Linked DNA regions of Homo sapiens: region 2 is linked to region 1. The links are chromatin contacts, found by Hi-C in ENCODE. All regions are on one chromosome and are shown on one strand. Each heading gives the region's core, a stretch centred on a gene start or an enhancer-like site at or near the end of the contact. The rest is flanking DNA. Distances are from core to core; before and after follow the strand shown.

Region 1 (3,098 bases), core at 305-2,804:
ATTTTACCTTTTATGTCCTTAATTGGATTAGGGCACAAAGGAGGTAGAGGGTGGGTTAGATAGTCACTCCCAACAGGGTGCAGCAGAGGCAGCCAGCTTTGAAGTGTTTACCTAGGATCAGCAGCTGGGTGCTCTCAGTCAGCTCTCCATGAAGATTGGCCGCCCTGCAGGAGTACAGGCCCTGATCCGAGGAGGACACGTTTGTGAGCAGCAAGGAGCCTTCGTGCAGATGGTGCGGGGAGCCCAGTTTGCTTTTATTCCTGAACCAAGTGACTTCAGCTTCAGGCACTCCTAGGAAGAAAAAAAAAAAACAAAAAACCCCACTCATCAGTCAAACACATTCAGGTGAGCCCAGAGGCATTTATAGCTTCTTGAATCCCCCTTCCCTGGGGCTGCTCTACAGGGACATCTTCTACCAGGCTTTGGCCAGATTAAATAATGTCCAGAGCCTGGTAGGATAAGGATATAGACTTCAGGGTGACCAAAGAATCAGAATAAATGTTGATACAAGATAAACATCTCAGTTGTCTCCAGATCTTTTGCCTTTTAAACTTACAGTGATGAGACAGGAAGAGGGAGGCCAGTACAAAGAGGAGGAAACAGGAAGCTGGCAGGGGGGGCTTGCCAAGGTGGAAGGAGAGTACCCAAATTCTTTGGAGAAAATGTATTTGAAAAACATGAGAACCAAATGTATACACCAGTGAAAATGAAACTACATGAAATAAACATAATGTTGAGTAAGAGATGGCAGACACAAGAGTACATACTGTATAATTTCCTTTCCGTAAGTAAAAAAAAAAAAACCTGGTAACATTAATCTATGCTGTTAGTAGTCAGTGGAATGAATGGGGAGGGGTTGTGACTGAGAAATGGGACAAGTGGCTTGGCCACTGGCGATGCTCTGTGTCTTGACCGGGGGCTGGTCTGGTGGGGAGTGTTCACTTGGTACCTTTATGATACATGTACTTTTCTGTATAGATATATTTTAATAAAAAGTGCAAAGCTATACAACGTTAAAATATATGTATGAACTAGACAAATGGAAGCTGCTAGATTGCTACTGGAGTTGACACTCTTATGTAGAAAACTTGCTTGTATTTTTGGAAGCCTGCATATCTTCTCAGAGCAAGAGAACATGAAATGGTAGTATCAGTAGAACCACAGGAAAAGGACAAAAGGAAAGTGCTCAACTCTTTCCACAATCCAAGTTTATTTTCTGTGAGAGAGATGGGATGGGGAGATCATCTGCTGACCTGGGATGGGCTCTCTCTTTGGAAGCCAGGCTCTGTGCTCTAGGGACCCCATGAATTCCTCAGGAAGTTTCCTTGTGGTTGACATGCTGGAAAACAGGCCCTGAGAGTTTAGGATGAGCCTTCCTAGATGCTGTTTTAGGAGGATCCTATAGGAGGCTGGGCTCTGAGTATGTTGAGAGACTGAAGATATGTGGCACGGATTCACAGGTCTCTAGGGAGCAGAAAGCACCCTCCCCTACACAACTCAGCCTGCTGACCCAGCTCACACAGTTTATTTATAGAACTCACTGGCATGTATCCAGGGCATGCTTAAAGTGTAAAGTCCTGGCCGGGCGTGATGGCTCATGCCTGTAATCCCAGCACTTTGGGAGGCCGAGGCAGACAGATCACAAGGTCAGGAGTTTGAGACCAGTCTGACCAACATGGTGAAACCCTGTCTCTACTAAAAATACAAAAATTAGCCAGGCATGGTGGTGGGCACCTGTAATCCCAGCTACTCAGGAGGCTGAGGCAGGAGAATCACTTGAACTTGGGAGGCAGAGGTTGCAGTGAGCCGAGATCACCTCACTGCACTCCAGCCTGGGTGACAGAGCAAGACTCTGTCTCAAAAAAAAAAAAAAAAAAAAAAAAAGGGTCAAGTCCCGGGAAATGGGGTCAAAGCCAAGAATGGCCAAGGAGCCAGACCTTTAGTCTAGTGGTCTAGTGTTTTCCCTGAGCTGGGGCTGGTTTTTGCCTTTGGGGCAAGGGCAGTTTGCCCTTAATGGCTAGCCTTCTGTTGAGAATGCAGAGTGTCTTCAAAGAGTTGCCTGTGTATCTGTTACGTGTCCTTGAAATTGGCTAGAGAAAGAGAGGCAGGGCTACCGAAAGTGGGTGGAGACTTGGATACCACAGCCTTGTCACATCAGAGAGAGGCACACGCTAATCTGGCTCTAACAGTAGGATACTTTATGCTCAAGTGTGTAAGAGGGGCCAGGTTGGCATCATCTCTAAAGATACCTGGAGAAAAGACACAGGTGAGGGGTGGAACAGCTGATTTTTCATTGCAGCACCACTAGGGAGAGCAAGAGCATCATGATGCCTGTCCATGCCAGCTTGGACTTTGGACCCTGAGCTTAGTTTTTTTCCCATTTAAAAAAAAAAATCCACGGCATTTAGGAGACAGCCTCAGAAGTAAATTGAAGAAATGCACTCTTAGCTATTTTTCTCCTGAAAGAACAAGGAAAAATGAGTTCCTGCAAACCCTTTTCCTCTTTTCCTTCCCCTTCCTTCCTTCCTTCCTTCCTTCGTTCCTTCCTTCCTTCTTTCCTTCCTTCCTTCCTTTTCTTTCTTATTGAGATGGAGTCTTGCTCTGTCACCTAGGCTGGAGTGCAGTGGCATGATCTCGGCTCACTGCAGCCTCTGCCTCCTGGGTTCCAGCGATTCTCCTGTCTCAGCCTCCCAAGTTAGCTGGAATTACAGGCGTGCACCACCACGCCCAGCTAATTGTTGTATTTTTAGTGGAGACAGGGTTTCGCCATGTTGGCCAGGCTGGCGTTGAACTCCTGACCTCAGATGATCCACCTGCCTTGGCCTTCCAAAGTGTTGGGATTACAGGCACGAGCCACCATGCCGGCCCTGCAAACCATTTTCTACCATTATTCATCCTCTTTCCCTCACATTGCTCACATGCAGCACTTACTGCCTGCATCTTCCTTTGAGGAGGGCTGTGGGCAGCAAACACAAAGACTCAGGGGGAGAGAAAATGAGAGTGAGAGTGACAGAGGGGAGAAGGGAGGGTGGAACAGAGGGAGAAGGGAGAGAACCCAGGGATGGAAGCAGACCTGGGAGCTATTTCTCACTCCCCCA
Region 2 (3,098 bases), core at 316-2,815, 210 kb before region 1:
TGCAGGTTTTGCTTTGACTTCCAATAGCTCCCACCTCTTTTTTGTCTGGCCATGTTTCCATCCTCCCCTGTAGAGTTCTGACTTCCTACTGGGAAGGCAAGGAGCAGCTTCCCACCCCACTGTTCTTAAGAATGATCAATAAGCTTTGCTCCTGTCTGAATCTACCTTGCTGACTTCCTATAACTGGGGTTGGAACTCTCTCTCTGTAAAATGTCAGATAGTGAATATTTTAGCTTTTGTGGGCCAAGAGGCAAAATCGGGAATGTTTACACAAATTTTTTGAAAAAATTCAAAACTTTATTCACAGACACTGAAATTTGAATTTTAGGTAAGTTTCATTTGTCATGTAATATTATTATTTTAATTTTTTCAACCATTAAAAAATATGAAAACCATTCTTAGCTCAATGGCCAGATAGAGTCAAGTGGCCAACTGCAGACAATAGTTTGCTGACCTCTATTCTAGAGCCTATTACTGAAGGAAAAAACCTAACCCCCCCCACACAAAAAGAAACCCTCTGAATATTAAGTGTCTTGCAGTCCAAGATGCCTCTGACTGACTCATTCACTAAAATGAATGGAAAGAGTTAGGAAGCATAGGAAAGAAAAGCATAAAGATTGTCAATACTTTAAGCTCCCATTTCCCATAAGCAGGAAGTCAAAATGTTTTAAGTCCAAACAACTGGCCAGAGCAGTGTCTTTTGAACTTGCTTCATGACCAGAATCACCTGGCTTCTTGTTGAAGCTAGATTCCCGGACTAGAGGTTTTGATGCAAGGGAGACTTCTGGGTGGGGGTGTGCTCTCGGGATCAGGTAAGCTGAAGAAACACTATTCCAGGGGGTGTAAAGGAACCTCAAAAGCTGTAGTTCTTAAAGTGTGGTCCGTGGCCCAGCAGAACCAGCATTACCTGAGAGCTTGTAAGAAATGCAAGTCTTTGGCCTACCCTAGAAACACTGAATCAGAAACTGGGGGTGGGGTCTGGCAATCTGGTTTTCATCAAGCCAGGTGGTCCTGATGCCAACTAGAATTTGAGAACGCCTGCTTCAAGGCATCATTACCAGCATCTGGAGAAGTGATTGAGAACCCACCTGAGCAGTGAAGGCCTGGGCGCTCTTAAACCACTGTGTTCTCAAGAGCGCAGGTCTGTGGGTGAGAGCAATTCTAACAGACATCTGAAGCCAAAGGCCTAGGTTTCCACAGGAAGATCTGGAAACCCTGTTCAAGGCAAGCCTTTTGGAAGTCAAGGCTGTATTCCCCTAAGAGGGGGCACCATGGATCCTAGAGATAGCAAATGCCACCCAAGGTGATGGTGAGGGAGTTTTCAGCTTTTCTGCACGTGTGACCGTTTACTGCACCAGGAGCTTTCTAGTGACTTCCACCTTTTTCAGGTTTTTCCAAGGTTCACCGGGGAACCCCTGTCCTGGGCCTGCCAGTGAGGTGCTGGGAGCTTCCCGACCTCACAAGCGGCTCTTGTGATGTAATTGCCACCTGAGGCGTGCCCCTCCTGGCCCTGGCGACATCACAGAGGCTACCTGGGCACGGACCCCGCAGCTTCCTGGGGCCCAGTCAGCCGCTCCAGGTGCTTAAGTCTGGACTGCGGAGGCCGGGGCGGTGGCGTGCAGGGTGAGGTCTCCCGGGCTGGCGCGCGTGCAAGCCCCCTGCTGCTACCTCGCGCTAGGCCAGCTCCAGGAGGGCAACAGACGACAGGACATTGCAAAAGGGCCACTTAAATTTTCCTTCGAGTAAACAGAACACCTGCCAAGACCCTCGAGCCTGGGCGTGCCCCAAGACAGGTGGTTGGGGTCTAGGAGTCGGCTGCAGCTGGCGATGCTCTGAGGGGACGTCAGGGCCTCAGGATCGCCCCTATGAAGACGAAGTGCATCTGTGAACTGTGCTCCTGCGGGTAAGGTGGCCACGCCCAGGGCAAGGCTGGGGGAGCCTGGGTTTTCAGACTCCCGAGGAAGGGAAGCCTCCCCCAGCTGCTTCATCAGGCGGCATCACGGTGGGTTCGTCCACTTGCTACGTTTTTTAAGCCACAATTGTGTCAACTAGCGTTGTGCCCGCGGACGCCACATCAGTTCTGGCGAATGTGGCTGTTTTCGGGCCTTCTGTGCCGCTTCACTTGAGAACTGCAGGAGGGTTGAAAATGGGCGTGACCGCGCAGTCTGCACTCCCTTCCCTGAAGCCCAGAAAGTGTCAGCCAAGGAGGGAGAACACCTGGCCCAGTGGGACCAGTCTTGCTCCTTTTGGGAAAGTGATAGGATGGGAGGAGAATTCCTGTAGTATAACTGAATTTCTCATTCAGAGAGATTGTTACTTTGTCAGAGAAGTATAAGGTATTAGTAAAACTTGTTCCACATTGTGTAGAGTTGAATAAGGATAATGAAAACATTACTTTCACAGTCGCCTGGCCTGCCAGGTCTCCCTTCTAACCTTTAAGGACCATCTTTGGGTGGAAGCGCAGTAAAGGTGGTCCTGGGGGAAATCATGGACTTTAGTCAGAGTCCCACGGGCTGACTGGTCTGCTGTCACTCACATGATCTCTTAGAGGCTCCTTCTATCTGCTTCCCAGGGCAGCTGGGTTTCTGCTTGGCTGGGGCAGGGAGTGGGCAGCAGAGGAGCAACAGGCAAGAGGGTTCTGAGGTCACCTTTCCTGGGCTGTCATTAATTGTGGGATCTTAGATTGGTAACTAAACTCCAGGTCATAGTCGCCTCATCTGTACCAACAATACGTACCTCATAGGACTATTGTAAGAGTTAAGATCATGTATGTGAGTCCTGGTACATGGATTGTGCTTAATATGTTAGTGTCCTGAAATCTGAAAAAAGGGCAAATATGACACATGCATATAAAAATGGTATCAGTAGTGTGGAGAATTAAAGGGCACTCTAAAAACTGGATCAGCAACCTTCTATATCTCTGGCATCAATAAATGGTTCCCAACTCTGGCTGCTGATTAGAATCACACAGGGAGTTTGAAAACTATCAGTTGCTCAGGCCGTTGAATTGATACTCTCAGAGTGGGCCCTGTCAACTGTCTAAAGGTGATTCTGGCCATTTGCTAGGACTGGGACTCACTGAACTAGATCATGTACAA

What was found. A loop is a pair of places that touch in the nucleus more often than their neighbours do. Pooled maps may share reads with other maps.
Region 2: a loop to region 1 is called in a map with no recorded cell type, with 4 times the contacts of the local background. The contact joins the promoter of SAXO1 here to the enhancer-like site in region 1. A Hi-C loop is called at or near these places in 2 of 168 maps with a recorded cell type or tissue (GM12878 and PC-3), 12 of 37 single-sample maps with no recorded cell type and 9 of 50 pooled maps.

The regions. Positions count from the first base shown.
Region 1 is chr9:18,823,477-18,826,574 of GRCh38, reverse strand. ADAMTSL1 (ADAMTS like 1) reads right to left here. Exons shown (of 29, transcript NM_001040272.6): 22 at 112-291. Among named protein-coding and RNA genes, the nearest start is that of SAXO1, 210 kb to the left of the region's middle. Within about 2 kb of position 1,554, at least 2 of the 41 ENCODE cell types and tissues checked have a DNase peak (open chromatin) inside an H3K27ac peak, as active enhancers do.
Region 2 is chr9:19,031,676-19,034,773 of GRCh38, reverse strand. It overlaps SAXO1 (stabilizer of axonemal microtubules 1), which reads left to right and starts at 1,565. Exons shown (of 4, transcript NM_153707.4): 1 at 1,565-1,903. The coding sequence starts at 1,866. RefSeq lists enhancers at 1,136-1,689, 1,690-2,243.